Regions from separate parts of the Mus musculus genome. Here all the other regions are linked to region 2. A link is a contact called in ENCODE POLR2A ChIA-PET data. All regions are on one chromosome and are shown on one strand. The core of a region is the stretch at or near the end of the contact, and the rest is flanking DNA. Distances in the headings are between cores, read along the strand shown.

Evidence for each region. ChIA-PET counts read pairs that join two places held with the same protein, here RNA polymerase II (POLR2A).
Region 1: POLR2A ChIA-PET joins it to region 2 with 15 read pairs in Patski. The contact joins the promoter of Etv4 here to the promoter of Rdm1 in region 2. POLR2A ChIA-PET finds 5 or more read pairs at or near these places in 4 of 5 experiments (Patski and embryonic stem cell).
Region 3: POLR2A ChIA-PET joins it to region 2 with 18 read pairs in Patski. The contact joins the promoter of Rnd2 here to the promoter of Rdm1 in region 2. POLR2A ChIA-PET finds 5 or more read pairs at or near these places in 3 of 5 experiments (Patski and embryonic stem cell).

What each region holds. Positions count from the first base shown.
Region 1 is chr11:101,782,139-101,786,625 of GRCm38, reverse strand. It overlaps Etv4 (ets variant 4), which reads left to right and starts at 1,316. Exons shown (of 13, transcript NM_001316365.1): 1 at 1,316-1,518; 2 at 1,999-2,109; 3 at 2,303-2,396; 4 at 2,612-2,659. The coding sequence starts at 2,050. Gm39392 (a long non-coding RNA gene) reads right to left here and starts at 1,305. Exons shown (of 3, transcript XR_880221.3): 1 at 1-1,305.
Region 2 is chr11:101,624,891-101,629,572 of GRCm38, reverse strand. It overlaps Rdm1 (RAD52 motif 1), which reads right to left and starts at 1,624. Exons shown (of 7, transcript NM_025654.2): 1 at 1,509-1,624; 2 at 1,121-1,300. The coding sequence starts at 1,604. It overlaps LOC115487916 (a small nuclear RNA gene), which reads right to left and starts at 2,207; the gene lies at 2,017-2,207.
Region 3 is chr11:101,465,663-101,470,443 of GRCm38, reverse strand. It overlaps Rnd2 (Rho family GTPase 2), which reads right to left and starts at 2,269. Exons shown (of 5, transcript NM_009708.2): 1 at 2,005-2,269; 2 at 1,424-1,511; 3 at 322-431. The coding sequence starts at 2,106. It overlaps Vat1 (vesicle amine transport 1), which reads left to right and starts at 4,245. Exons shown (of 6, transcript NM_012037.2): 1 at 4,245-4,736. The coding sequence starts at 4,311.

The DNA.
Region 1 (4,487 bases), core at 67-2,566, 160 kb before region 2:
ATATGGACTGACCCAGGCTCTCATGAAAAGGGGGGTCCCTAGAGGAGAGCGGCAGCAGGTTCAAACTTTAAAGAACAGTTTGGTAGGTAAAGGGGAGGAGTTTGTGTGGCAGAAAGAGCCCAGTTCAGGTGCCAGGGGGTTAAGGTTTTTGTCCCTTCTCTGACTCCTACAGGCTGGAAGAGATTGCATGCACCTTTTCTTTCTCAGAAGTACTGTTTGGTTAGACAGATGAACTTTGAAAGCAGCCCTGTGGGCCTGTGGGTCCTTGTGACGGCATCTAAAGCAACCCAGATCCCAAGGGAGGTAGTCTTTCTCACACTTGCTTGGCGCCCAGCACCATGTCTGACACAGCAGATATTTACTGAAGGCAGTGATGCTCGAATGACAAACACTAAGATCAACCTCTTGGACAAAATTGGAACCCATCCTGTCTTTTGATCACCAAGTCACTTGGGATTTCTGCTTCCTATCATAAGGAGTAAGATGGCAGCGAGAGAGACATCCTTGAGCCTCTTGTTGGCAAAGCCTCGAATGAATGATAAAGCGGGTCACAGAATAAGCAACTCTACAGATCACAGACCCGTGAGAAAGCCGGTTTGAGCCAGTTTACATTTACTGAGCACCAACTGTGCCTCCATTTGTTTTCAAGTAGCTCGGGGTCTCAGAGGGCTGCACAGAAGACCTTGGTGGCTTTGAAACGCTAATGCCCCTCAGTGACAAGCTGAGTTACCTCAGGTGAGGAGGCCATGGTGTCTTTCTTAGCTTTCTTCCATTTTCATTTGTAAAGTAAAATGGAAACCGCTCCGCAGCACCACGTTATGGGAAGGAAATTAGCACGTGGAGGCAGAGCGCTTCATAAATGCTAGTTATTATGGTTCCTCTGGGCGCACAAGTCCGTTTGCCTCCCCCTCCCCCCAGGGCACACAGACGTGTTCACACTCCCACGTAAGTATAGATGCACAGAGGCGTGAGCTAACGCCAGCGGAAGGAGCTCAGGGGTCCTTAGACCCAAAACCCAGGTTGGAACCCGTGGAGAAGCTGCCGGGTCTTCAGCTTCCGTCTTTTTTTCTCAATTCTTTATGAATGAACTAAAGCCGAAAGGAGTTTATTTTTTTATGAATGGAAGTCCAAAAAGTGAATGAAGCCAGGAGCCAGCCCCTACTTTCTGATTGGTCTTCGTGGCTGGGAAACTCCTCCCTCAAGCTCAGCTAGCCGAGTCTGAGGATTGGCGGGCGTGCCCGGCCCTGGGGTTTCATTCACAAAAGTCAATGAAACAAAGGGAACCGGTGGGGAGGGGCGGGGGAAGAGCGAGAACGGAGGCCAAGGCAAAGGAAATGCACCAATCAGCTGCTCCCCCGGGCTCACAACTGTCTGCTGCGCCCGGAAAACAAGCCGGGGCTCTGGGGACCCGGGGCTCAGGCCGCCTCGCTCCGGCCTAGCCCCGCCACCTTAGTTGTGTCATCCCCCGGGCATGCTGAGCATCCCCCCGCGGCTCCGGCACAGACGCCCGGACCTCAGGTGAAGCTGCGGAAGGGGAAGGAAGGGAGAGTGTCTGTGATTTCCCCGCTTCATCTCCCACACACCACACTCTCTCTGTTCGGCGCCCGCTTCCGCACATTCCGGGGCGGGGGTGGGAGGCGTCGGGATTCGAGGCTGGAGGGGGCGCCTGAGTTATGGGCGTGCGAATGGTGTGCGCCGCGCGCGCGCGCCCACATACACACACACACACTCACACACGCGCGCACACACACACGCACACACACGTCTTATGTAACCCAGTTCGGGCTGAGCAGGGCTGCAGAAAGCAGACACACCAACCCCAGCTCAAGGGAGCAGGTGGGACCTCCTTTGGCGGGAGAGGAGTGGCGGTGGAGGCGCTCGGCCGCGCAGGTCCCAGCGAGTCGGAGAAGTTTCGCTGTCCGATCCAAAGCCTCGCGATCGCCCCCTCCCCCCCGCAGCGCTCCCGGGACCGTGTGCGAACTGCCTCCCCCCTCCCAGGTCTCTGCCTCCGCGCGGGGGCCCGGCCCTGTGGCCGGAGGGAGCGGCCGGATGGAGCGGAGGATGAAAGGCGGATACTTGGACCAGCGAGTGCCCTACACCTTCTGCAGCGTGAGCGCCGCGCCGGCCTCCACGCCCGCCCCCGCCCCGCACCCCGCCCCTACTCGCCCCGCAGCCCCCTCCCGGGGGGTCTCAGTGGGTCCAGGACCGCCTGGCCCCTGAGCCACCCCGGGACCCCACCCCCAACCCCAAGCTAGACTCCTCAGGGTGATTCGGGGGCATTCTTCCCCCCTCCTTCCAGCAGAAATCTCCCGGAAATGGGAGCTTGGGCGAAGCGCTGATGGTCCCGCAGGGAAAGCTCATGGACCCGGGCTCCCTGCCGCCTTCCGACTCAGAAGGTAAAGAAACAGACAAACTGCGACCCCTCTGCTTAATCCACGTACATCCATCCCAAAGCCTTATCCTGGACTTCCCCAACCCACGTTTCCCCAAAAGTCAAACCACTCATTCTTCTCCGTCCCTTATCACCAGTGGGGAGGCTGTAACCCGGGCTCGCCAGGTCTCTTCCCCATATTATCGCCACCTCTTCACCAATCCAATATTCACCCATCAGATCTCTTCCAGGACCTCAGTCACTTCCAAGAGACGTGGCTCGCAGAAGGTGAGTAGTTTTGTTTCCTTCCTAAAATTAGAAGTGGGACATGGGGGGCGGGGGGTTCTTGTCTGTCTCAAGGAGTCCTTCAACCCCATCTCTCCAGTCCCTAACCATGTCACTCTCCCCGGTGCCCAGTGTGGACACATATCGATATTTATTTTCTCGCCCGGAGCCAGGCTTGTATAACTAGGCCTGGGGATGAATCAGACTATTGTGTGGGGTATTTGCTTATTTGAATGGATTTTGGCCCAAGGCCCGTTTTTTTTTTTTTTTTTTTTTCCTAGTTGAAAATTTCATTTGCAGAGTTTGTCTGGCAGGAGGCTCCTGGCCTAGGTGTAGTGTTGGGGTGTTGAGGTATTGAAAGAGAGCAATGAGAAACGGGAGGAATAAGGAGTAATTTATTACCTATCTTCTGGAGTTGCTGGAACCTTGCTTGGTTTTTTACTCTCTTCATTTCACTTCTTCCTAACTCCGAGGGCCAATTTACTGACCAAGCCAAAATAACAACAAAAGTTTCAATACTTCTTTTCTTGGCACTTTGGCAGAGAAGATTCAGGGCTGCCTCCCCAAATAGCCTTGATTATAATTCCAGTGGCAACTGGTCCTCCCTCCATCCCTCTTGAATACCTCCACCCCCAGGCAATGTTCCCCTTCCTGTATGCTGGAGGGTTGGTTGTAAGTCCTAGCCAGGATGGGGTCAGTGGCCCAGCCTGGGCTGGGTGGAGCAGATGTCCTAGTTGGATTCTAGCTGTGGTGTTTTGGTGAGGTTAGTTAGCCTGAGGGTGATGCTGGCAGGGCTGCCAGTGGAAGGAGGCATGGTGACTTACAGTCTCTGAGATTCAGGAAGCATTAGCATCCCCATCTTCGCTCTCACCTCCTTTTGTGTTAATACTCTAAATACTCCAGAAACCAAAAGTGAATTTTTTCTTGAGGTCTTTTCCTAAGGGATTCATTCCCCATTCTTCCACTGTGGGTACCTTTCTTTTGGAATTTCAAAGCTCTCCACCTCTTCACCAATCCAATCCACCTCTCACAGGATTCTCTATAGGAGAAGCCTGGATAAGAAGGAAAGGGGACCACTAAGTAGGTTTGTGGAATGGGATGAGGTCTGTCTTGGCCATCGTCTCAAACACACACTCACACACATAAAATTATTGCTGTTGTCATATTATTATTTATTATTATTATTGTGGTGGTGATGATGGCAGAGAATGACTGTTTAGCATGGAGTTTATCCTCCAAAATGTGGAATGGGGGTGGGGAGGTCTGGGTATAGTGTGCCTCTTCCTCTGCTGCATGCCTGAGTGCCCAGCTCCCAGTTGCATGTAGAGCTTTGTTGGGTAGGCTTACCCTTCTTCAGGTTCTGGAGCTGAAGAACTCAGGGTCTCCATGGGCTTTCAAAAACCTTCTTTTTTATCAACTAGTTACTGATTTTGGTCTGGCTCTCTGGGTTTCCTCCCTGCCCATCAGCTGAGGGCCCCCACAGTGGCCAGCTCCCCAGTTGTGAGTTAGATAGGAGTGGGCTCAGGGTGGCCTTTTGGCAGCATTTGGTCTATTTGAATGACATGGAAAGGAAAATGTTCTCTCCACCCCACCATGGAAGACCCTCCCCTTGGTGGTGGGTCTGGTGATAGTCCATGTGTCTGTCTGCCTGTCTGTCTGTGTGTGTCAGTGTGACAGCAAGTGCGTGTGCGCACAGGCATGCGCACACGTATACACGCGTGTTACATACTGCTGCCTTGGGAGTCCCTGTACATTTAAATCCAGTGGGTGGGGAGATGGGGGTGGGGAATGCTAGGGGGGGGGCTGGGATCTCCTTGGTTCCCTCTCCTTC
Region 2 (4,682 bases), core at 375-2,874:
AAACTTGTGCTCTTAATGACTGAGCCATCTCTCTAGCCCTGTAATCTGTGATTGTTAACATATCCTTCATCACTCTATCAGAACCTAAAGTTTATTAAATGATCTGTTTCAAGAGCACGGGAGACTCACCACTTTGTAATCTTCCCAGTTCCACATACAGTATCTAAATGGCTGAGATGTGGCCATAGGTTAGAAACATACCAATCAAATTCCTTAAAGAATGACTGGCAAGCAAATCACCTCAGGACCTGGAAGTGGGTGATCTAAGATAGAAAAAGGTCTTGCATCATGTATGGACGTAGAGAAAATTCACTTGGGGTCACTACTAACTGCAGTTCTCAGATTTAATCAAGGTTCAAGGGAGAAGAAAAGAAAAGCAATATGGGGGCTGGTGAGATGGCTCAGTGGGTAAGAGCACCCGACTGCTCTTCCGAAGGTCCAGAGTTCAAATCCCAGCAACCACATGGTGGCTCACAACCATCTGTAACAAGATCTGACGCCCTCTTCTGGAGTGTCTGAAGACAGCTACAGTGTACTTACATATAATAAATAAATCTTAAAAAAAAAAAAAAAAAGCAATATGGATAAGAATAAGAAGCTGGGTCAGCAGCAGGTTGATACATCAAAAGTGGCCAATCAGAAATTGAAAGGACAGGTGGTGGAATTGAGAAACATGGTGAGATGTGCTGAGGCTCTGGGGGAACGGGTTCTATGTTAATATGGAATGAAGGCTACAATGTACTAAAGGATGCTTTCCCCACCTCTGGAACCTGAAGGAAGTTCTATTTTACAGTGATGACAATAAAGCATCCATTATATTAAAACTGGCAGTTGGTCAAACACATTTTAAGTCCAAATAAAATAGAAAATGTTTATAAATAATGTAAATAATAAATGTAAATGTAACATACGACATGGGATTTTCATTGGAACTCTTGGGTTTGACCACAATTACTCTCATGATGAACCTTTTATCACCTAACCATCACCTAGGATACCTGAGGCCAGAGGATCAGTGAAAACGCATCTGGAAGCACCGGGTGAATCAGGGCACCACAGAGTCTCTAGCTACTCACTGCAGAACTCGGAACGTTATCCTGAAGCCTGCATTTGCACACACCTTCACTGGTGATGTCTGAAAAAGGGGTTTCCCATCGCAAGCCTTCTGGGCTCTCTGTGCGTCCCGCGAGGAGTAAAACTTGATGATGGCGTAGAAACCAGGACGAGCCACTGCAGCGTTCGGGAAGACTCGGACTGAATACAGAAGGCCAAACTGAGAGAACACTGTGAACAGAGAATGCTGTGGGAGGCCCACCAGTGAGTGCTGACCCCCTACCTCACTTCAAGCCCAGATCCCGCCCTTCTCCGCTGGAAGCACTCCCTTCACTGGGGCTTCATCTAAGGAGGAGACAAGCCCTCGCTGGCTCCCCGTTCCTCTGCGCCCACGCGGGGCCCACGCCTCCTGTCCCCCCACTCCCTTCCCCTGCCCTCTCCGCGCAGCCCCTCACACTTAAGGCTTCGGCTGGGGGCCCAGTGCTCAGATCCCACACCAACAAAACTTTGTCGCTCTGGGTGGGAACTACGAAAGAGATCAACTCCGCCATGGTAAAGCCAGTGCGCCTGCGCAAGCTACTACCGCGAAATTTAAACCCTCACAAGTAAAGGGCGGAGCTTAACGATTTCCTTAAAACTTCCCACAAAGCACATATTTAAAATGTTTCCACCCCACATTAGCTCCAGTGCTACACTCTTTTTTCTTTTTTTTTTTCCTAAGATTTATTTATTTATGTGGTTGCTGGGACCTGAACACAGGGCCTTTGGAAAAGCAGTCGGTACTCTTAACCACTAAGCCATCTCTCCAGCTCTGGCGCAAACGAGAACTCAGTTATCGTGTACACAACCCAATCAGGATACAAACTAACGAAAGTTAAGAAGAAGAAAACACAGACATATTTAAAAAGCTGGACTGCCCTACAATCACCATGCTCTGACTTTAAAACCAACTTTACTCCCCAGAGGGGGTGCACCGTTCCTGGAGGTACTGCAATACCAGGTCGATGCGTGGAGTGGACGGAGCAAGCTCCTATTCCAACTCCTACTTCCAAAAATCCATTTAATATATTGTCCTCGGATAGAGGACGTATCAGATATTAAACTGATAAGAACAGATACTACACTTGATCTTAGCCAAAAGGCCGAGAAGCGATACCGAACTACGCCCACACGCCCCATACACTCAACACCGACCACACCTTTAATTCACAGTCACCAACCAACCGACTCAAACATGCAGCCAACACAGACTCTCCTCTTCATTGAGTACACCACCTTTACGCCACGAAAAGCCTGTAAGATTCAAGGAGGCCGAGAAGTTTTGGTTGCAGTTTTTTGTTTTTGCTCCCAGAGTTCCACAGAGCAGTTATTTGCATGCCCCGCCCAAGCGCGCCGAAAGCTCGAACCTGGACTGCTTTTTCCGCTTCTGCGCTGTAGAGCGCAACCGGGGCGCAGAGGGGACGTATTGACCTTTCCCTGCGATACAACCAGGTTCTTCTTCGCAGTCTTTCAGACCACACCCACAACAAAAGGTCCTTGAGGAAAAGGGGCCTTTCGATTTTCTGCTTAATTTATTAGTTTACAGGCGATTCCGCTAGGCTCCTCCCTAGGATCAAGCAACCAGCTTATGGTGCTTCTTCAGGTGTGGTGATAACGACTGCTTCACCACTCCAGCTCTCTCTGTTCCCACGTGTTCCTTGCGGTCTCTGGCCCCAGCCCCCATTCTCTCCTTCTCTGTCCCCTGCTTTCTCTGCCCTCGTGACTCTGTTCCCCTCTGTCTGCCTATCTGTTCATCTACCTCAACCCCTTCTCCAAGCCCTCCCTCCCCTCTCTTCCCCCAAATAACTCCCCACCAGATCTGTTGCTTGGCGTCATTTCTCAAGGGGGCACTTTGGCATGGGTCAGCCAGGAACTCCCTAATCATATTAAATTTCATATCATACATTATCTAAAAATATATCGCTATTCTGTTTTGAGGCAGGGTCATCACGTTCTATAGATTGGAAGAAGATCCAGGTTCGATTCCCAACACCCGATGGTGGCTCACAGTTATCTTTAACCTTCGTTCTAGAGGAGCCAGCAGGAACACCTGTGGCATACATATTTACATGACGTATGTGTGTGTGTGTGTGTGTGTGGACATTCATACATAAGTAAATGTAAGAAAAAAATCTAAAAGGCACAAGAAGTGAATAAAATTTACAAAGCTCAGGAAGAAGCCGGGCGTGGTGGCACACGCCTTTAATCCCAGCACTTGGGAGGCAGAGGCAGGCAGATTTCTGAGTTCGAGGCCAGCCTGGTCTACAACGTGAGTGCCAGGACAGCCAGGGCTACACAGAGAAACCCTGTCTCGAAAAACCAAACAAACAAACAAACAAAGCTCAGGAAGTAAAAGCTTCAGGAACCTTCAGGAGTCATAATGCCCTCCCCCCAACCCCCGCCGGGCGTGGTCCCGCATGCCTTTAATCCCAGCAAGCAGAGGCAGGCAGATTTCTGAGTTCGAGGCCAGCCTGGTCTACAAAGTGAGTTCCAGGACAGCCAGGGCTACACAGAGAAACCCTGTAAAAAAGAAAAACAAAAAACAAACAAAGCCGGGCGTGGTGGCACATGCCTTTAATCCCAGCACTTGGGAGGCAGAGGCAGGCGGATTTCTGAGTTCAAGGCCAGCCTGGTCTACAGAGTGAGTTCCAGGACAGCCAGGGCTATACAGAGAAACCCGGTCTCAAAAAACCAAAAAAAAAAAAAAAACCCACAAAAAACAAAAAAACAAACAAACAAAAAAACCAAAGCCCTTCCTTCAACCTTGTGTGAGCAGCAGTAACCATTACTCAGCAGAGGAGACTCTCCCAGTTAGCCCAGCTGCCTGTGAGTTCTTTCAGAGAGCTCCAGGAGTGCAGGTATCATGAAGCTGGACTTTCTGGCCGTACATCATGCTGTTATAAGTAACTACCTTGCTCCTGTACATAACCCCAATAAACTCACCTGTTCACCAAGTTAGACTAGGGGAAATCATTTCTTTAATGTATTGTCAATGCTTTTTCTGGGATGAAAGAGGGCTTTGTTCATGCCTCCCCCAGACAGTGTCATACACTACTTATGAGACAGGCTGACTCCATGACAGGCTTCAGATTGGCAGTCTAGGAAACTAGGCCTAAGAACTGGGCAGGTCCAGGTAAGTTAGTTACTAGAGAAAACCTCAGGCTTCAGGCAGCCACTTAGAAACTATCCTGCCATTAGAAGCTGCCCTGCCACCTGGCCTGAAGCAAGGACAATGGGTCAGCAAGTTTTCAGATCTCCCCAGTTGTAGCCTCCCTCAGCCTTGAAGCAGGCTGATCCAGACTTTGAGCTTGCTGCCACTAAGAAGGAGATTACCTAGGGTAGAGCCTTCTGACCTTGATGGCTCTATTTGCTCTTCTCCAAGACTCTGCTTCCTGCTGAAAGGTCCTTGAGACAGTCCAGAGACACACCCTGTAGATCACCTATGGGCTGGCTCTAGGCACCAAGAACAGGCTGGCGGGGGGGATGGGCCGTCTCCCTTATAAGCACACTCTCTTAATAAACTTGCGGGCCTTGATCAGAGAAATATTTGTCTTGGCTTCCTTATTTTTTCTTGCAGTCTAAGTCTCTTT
Region 3 (4,781 bases), core at 1,020-3,519, 160 kb after region 2:
CTCCCTGGGAATCGAGGACTCCCTGACCGACTCTAGTGCTTTAACCCGGGACTTTTCTTATGGAAACAATAGCCTGACAGCCAGCCTCAGGGCTTTCTAAAGCCCTCGGAATCTGCAGCCCTGCCACCGCCAAGGAGATAGGGAAGGCAGCTAAACAGACCCCAAGGCCCCAGGACCACTTCCAGCTCAGAGACAGACTTGCAGGTGAAAGGCAAGGAGGCTGGAGCAGAGGGATGACAACTTCAGCCACTACTGTTACTCCCTCCTCTGGGTTCATGCCCTTCACGCCTACTCTCCTTTGTAGTTTCCCCAGACTCCCACCTTCTTGAGGACACTGTCCAGTGTTTCTGGCCGGCTAATGTCAAAGCAGATAAGCACAGCATCAGAATCCGGGTAGGCCAGAGGCCGGACATTGTCATAGTAAGAGGAACCTGGAAGAAAGAAAGAAGGCAAACAGATAAGGCAATCTGAGGGGGCAGCTGGCCTGGAAGCGGGTAAGGGACTCAAGTGACCCTGGTCAAGGGATAAAAAGCAAATACCCGTCACAAAGTGTGTCTCAAGAGTAGGCAGAGGGGCTGGTGAGATGGCTCAGTGGGTAAGAGCACCCGACTGCTCTTCCTTCCGAAGGTCTGAAGTTCAAATCCCAGCAACCACATGGTGGCTCACAGCCATCTGTAATGAAATCTGACTCCCTCTTCTGGAGGGTCTGAGGACAGCTACAGTGTACTTACATGTAATAAATAAATAAATGAATAAATAAAACTTAAAAAAAAAAAAAAAAAAGAGTAGGCAGAGAGGAGCAGAAGCAGTGGGAAATGGCTTATGGGTTCCTCTGATCTCACACTGATAATCTGTAATCTTCTGGAGTTTGGAAGCCCTTTAAGAATCTCAGAAAATCTACCACCATTCTGACAAATTTTGTGCGTGCTTTCTGGGCTTTGATGACACATCTTCTAAAGTCCTCCAGGGAACGGAGTAAAAATAAAAACCCTTCCCATGAGGTTGGAGCAAGGACAGGGAGCCAGTGCTCCTGTTCTCCTGGGACTCTAGTTCAGTCTAGAGGAAGAAAAAAAAAAAAAAAAAAAACTACTTTCCACCACCTTCCCCCACCCCAGTAATTCTAAATAGCTTTCCTAAACCCAGTCCTATTTCCTAAGAAACATGTTCCAAAATAAATCATTTCTTTCCAAGTTCCTTGGGTAAGCAGAACCCAGCTGCAGGGCCGATATTAGACTTCCTACGTGGTTTCTGTCAGGCCTAAGAAACTCTGCCTCAGTTTCCCTGGCTCAAAAGAGAAACTGATGTTCTGCTCTAAAACTGGATGGATGTCTGAGCTGACCTGGAATCTCAGGTTCTGGCCAAGGGAGGGGCTAGAGGAAGGGACCTTGGCCGCCGTCAGGGTGACCCCGAGGGACTTGGCTACCTGAAGTATCCCACATGTTGAGCTCAATGCGGCGCTTGTCGATCTCGAAGCTGGCAGTGTAGTTCTCAAACACCGTGGGGACATAACTCTGCAGACACGGATGGGTCAAAATGAGAGAGAGCTGCTCTCCAGTACTCACTCACCCTGACAACTGCCCTCCTCCCTCGACACCCGGTCCAGCTCAGTCCCTAGACAGAAGTTGGTCTGAGGCTGGGCTAAGGGAAGATCCGGGGAGCTACTGCCTCCACCTCCTAGCTAGACTCTCAGATAACCCCCCTTCCCGGGTCCCTTTAGCCCCTAGTTTTTTCTCTCTCGGATGCCCGGGACCTCAGTCATTCTCCCGGAGCGCCCTTCCGGATCCTCTGATGCTCCTAAGCCCCATCCATTTCACCGCGTTCCTTGATTCCTTCCACTCCAATCCTCTGCAGTCCTTTCAGACCCCCCAACGCCTCCTTCCCTTCCTCTGAGCCTCTTTCTCTCCTCCCTGGTTACCCTGGTACCGGTTTCCAGCGGCCCCCGGGGCCCCTATAACCCACTCCCCGCAGCCTCGGTGCCCCTCTCTCCAGACGCCAATTCCTCACCCCGGGGTAGGCGTCCTTGGCGAACACCTGCAGCAACGCTGTCTTGCCGCACTCCGCGTCCCCCACCACTACGATCTTGCAGCGGCCACTCTGCCCCTCCATGGTCCCGGCTACGCGCCGGCCCCCCACGCCGCCCCCCTCCCGGGCACAGCCGCCGCTTCTGCCGCCTCCTCCCCCGCCGCTGCAGCTGCAGCCTCTCGGGCCGCCGACACCGGCATCTCGCGGGCCCGCGCCGAGCCCCCGCCCGGGGCTGCGGGCCCCCTCCGCCCCGCCCCTAGCCCGCGGGCCGCACCTCTGGCCCCGCCTCCCACCCGCACAGCCGAGGGGCGGGGTTCGGGACGGGGCGGGGCCTGGGAGGAGGGGAGGGGGACCCGAGTTAGACTCTAGCGCGCAGCTGTGACCCCAGGAGCGCCTGAGGGTTTGTGGCCAGCGAGCCCCGTTTATTTGAGTTCCTCGGGCATGGAGGCTGGGCTGACCGAGGGCGAAGTTCTGAAGGGTCAGCTGCGAAGCTCCATACACGGGCGCAAGGCCTGAGCCTTCTGTGTGCCCACGCGTGCACGCAGGTGTGCTAGTGCGGCGGACACGCGCGGCGGCAGCAATCTATTTCCCGAACACAGGGGGGCGTGAGATGTTAGGAAAGGGAGGATTTTTGATTTTTGTCTCCCTCCTCCACTCTCGGGTCCAGACAGAGCTTAGGGAAATGGAAGTACGGACCTTAGCACTCCCACCCTACATTAGTGACATCATAGCTTTCTATCTCCATAACGACGGGTGGCGGGATCTAGGCCTGTGACCAACCTAGAAGCATGGACTAAGTTCCTCTAGCCAAGTACTGAGTGGAAAGTTTTAGGGGAGCTTTTGCGTCCTCTGGTGGATGTTTTGGTAGAAAGAGCAAAGGGAAGGCTAAGGAAGCTAGAATCCTTTGACAGCTAAGCTGGGCCAGAGCTAAGCCCCAAAGCCAATTTCAGCCTCATCTCAGACTAGCAATAAGCAAACCGCCATTTGCATGACATCTTTTGCCTAGAAGAGGATGGAGAAAGGGGCTTGGAGGGCTGTGATCGGGATGTAAAGTGAATGAATGAATGAATGAATGAACAAATAAATACACATACATACATACATGCATACATAAGTGAAAAAAATCCTTCTTTAGCCGGGCATGGTGCTGCACGCCTTCAGTCTTAGCACTCATGAGGCAGAAGCAGGCAGATCTCCCTGAGTTTGAGGCCACTCTAGTCTATATAATGAGTTCCAGGTCAACCAGGTCTAAATAGAGAAATCCTGTCTCAAAACAAACAAAACTCTTCTTTAAGTCGAAGATGTTCATTTTAATGTTATCTCGTTTTGAATAACCGTGTAAAGGTAACTAAAGCACACAATCTCATCGCTGTTTTACAAAAAGTAAACAGACACACAGCATTAACACCCAAAACTGTTAAGTTTAAGTTAGAGATGTAACTCGGGAGTAGAGCTACATTCATGAGGCTCTGGGTTCTATCCTCAATTCCAACAAAAGGAAAAGAGAGTGTGAAAGAAAAGGGAGGTGGTGGCACATGTCATTTTAACCACAGAACTCCGGAGGCAGAGCCAGCCTTGTATTCATGGCACCTTCTAGGCTCCAGGCCAGACCTGGCTACATGGTGAGACCCTGTCTTAGAGGTTCTCATGCTTGTAGTTTGCCACTGCAAGAACATAGTGAGTAAGCCGGGCGTGGTGGAGCACACCTTTTATCCCAGCACTTGGGAGGCAGAGGCAGGCGGATTTCTGAGTTCGAGGCCAGCCTGGTCTACAAAGTGAGTTCCAGGACAGCCAGGGCTACACAGAGAAACCCTGTCTCAAAAAACAAGCAAACAAAAGAACATAGTGAATAAAGTCTGCTTATTAGTAAACGGTAGAGTTCAACCTGAGGCACAATTTCACCGGAGTCTGATCCACAGGTGGCTAGATTATAAATTCAGATTTTAAATTATCCTTCAGACTGTGTCACGACAACTTTTAATTCGTATAAGGCTTTCTACGAATAAATCAAGTCTTAGACTCGGCATGCCCCAGAATCTCCTCATGCTTATCAGTCACACGCACGTACACCACCACCCTCCACCTGCACCGCTAGTCTTTTCGCGCCCTCGCAGCTCGGTCAGCAGAGGGACTAGCCCTTTAAGTCCGCCCGCGAAGCCCCACCCCCCGAGCAAGGCCCCGCCCCACCCACTGGTGTCCGCAGCCTGCGCTCTTCCTGACGCGTGTCCCGCCCTTCCCAGCTGTGCACCGGTTCTGTACAGCTGGGAACGCACGTCGCGAGTCTAGCCATGTCCGCGGAGAGGGAAGCAGCTGAGGCGGCCACTGTGGCAGCGGCGACCGAGGCCGGGGCGGAGACCGGGACCGGAGCCGGGGAGGGTGCGCCTTCGCAGCCCCCGACAGTCGAGGTGGCAAGCGACCCGCAGCCACCCCCGGCCCCCGAAGCGTCAGCATCCGCTTCGGCACCGCCACTGCGCTGCCTGGTACTCACCGGCTTCGGTGGCTACGATAAGGTGAAGCTGCAGAGCCGGCCGGCGGTGCCCCCGGCCCCGGGTCCGGGTCAATTGACGCTGCGCGTGCGAGCCTGTGGGCTCAACTTCGCCGACCTCATGGGCCGCCAAGGGCTGTACGACCGACTACCGCCTCTGCCGGTCACCCCCGGCATGGAGGGCGCGGGCGTGGTAGTGGCAGTGGGCGAAGGCGTCGGCGACCGTAAGGTGAGCGGTAGCAGGGCAGGAGTGGGCGCGTGCCGGGGGTGTGGC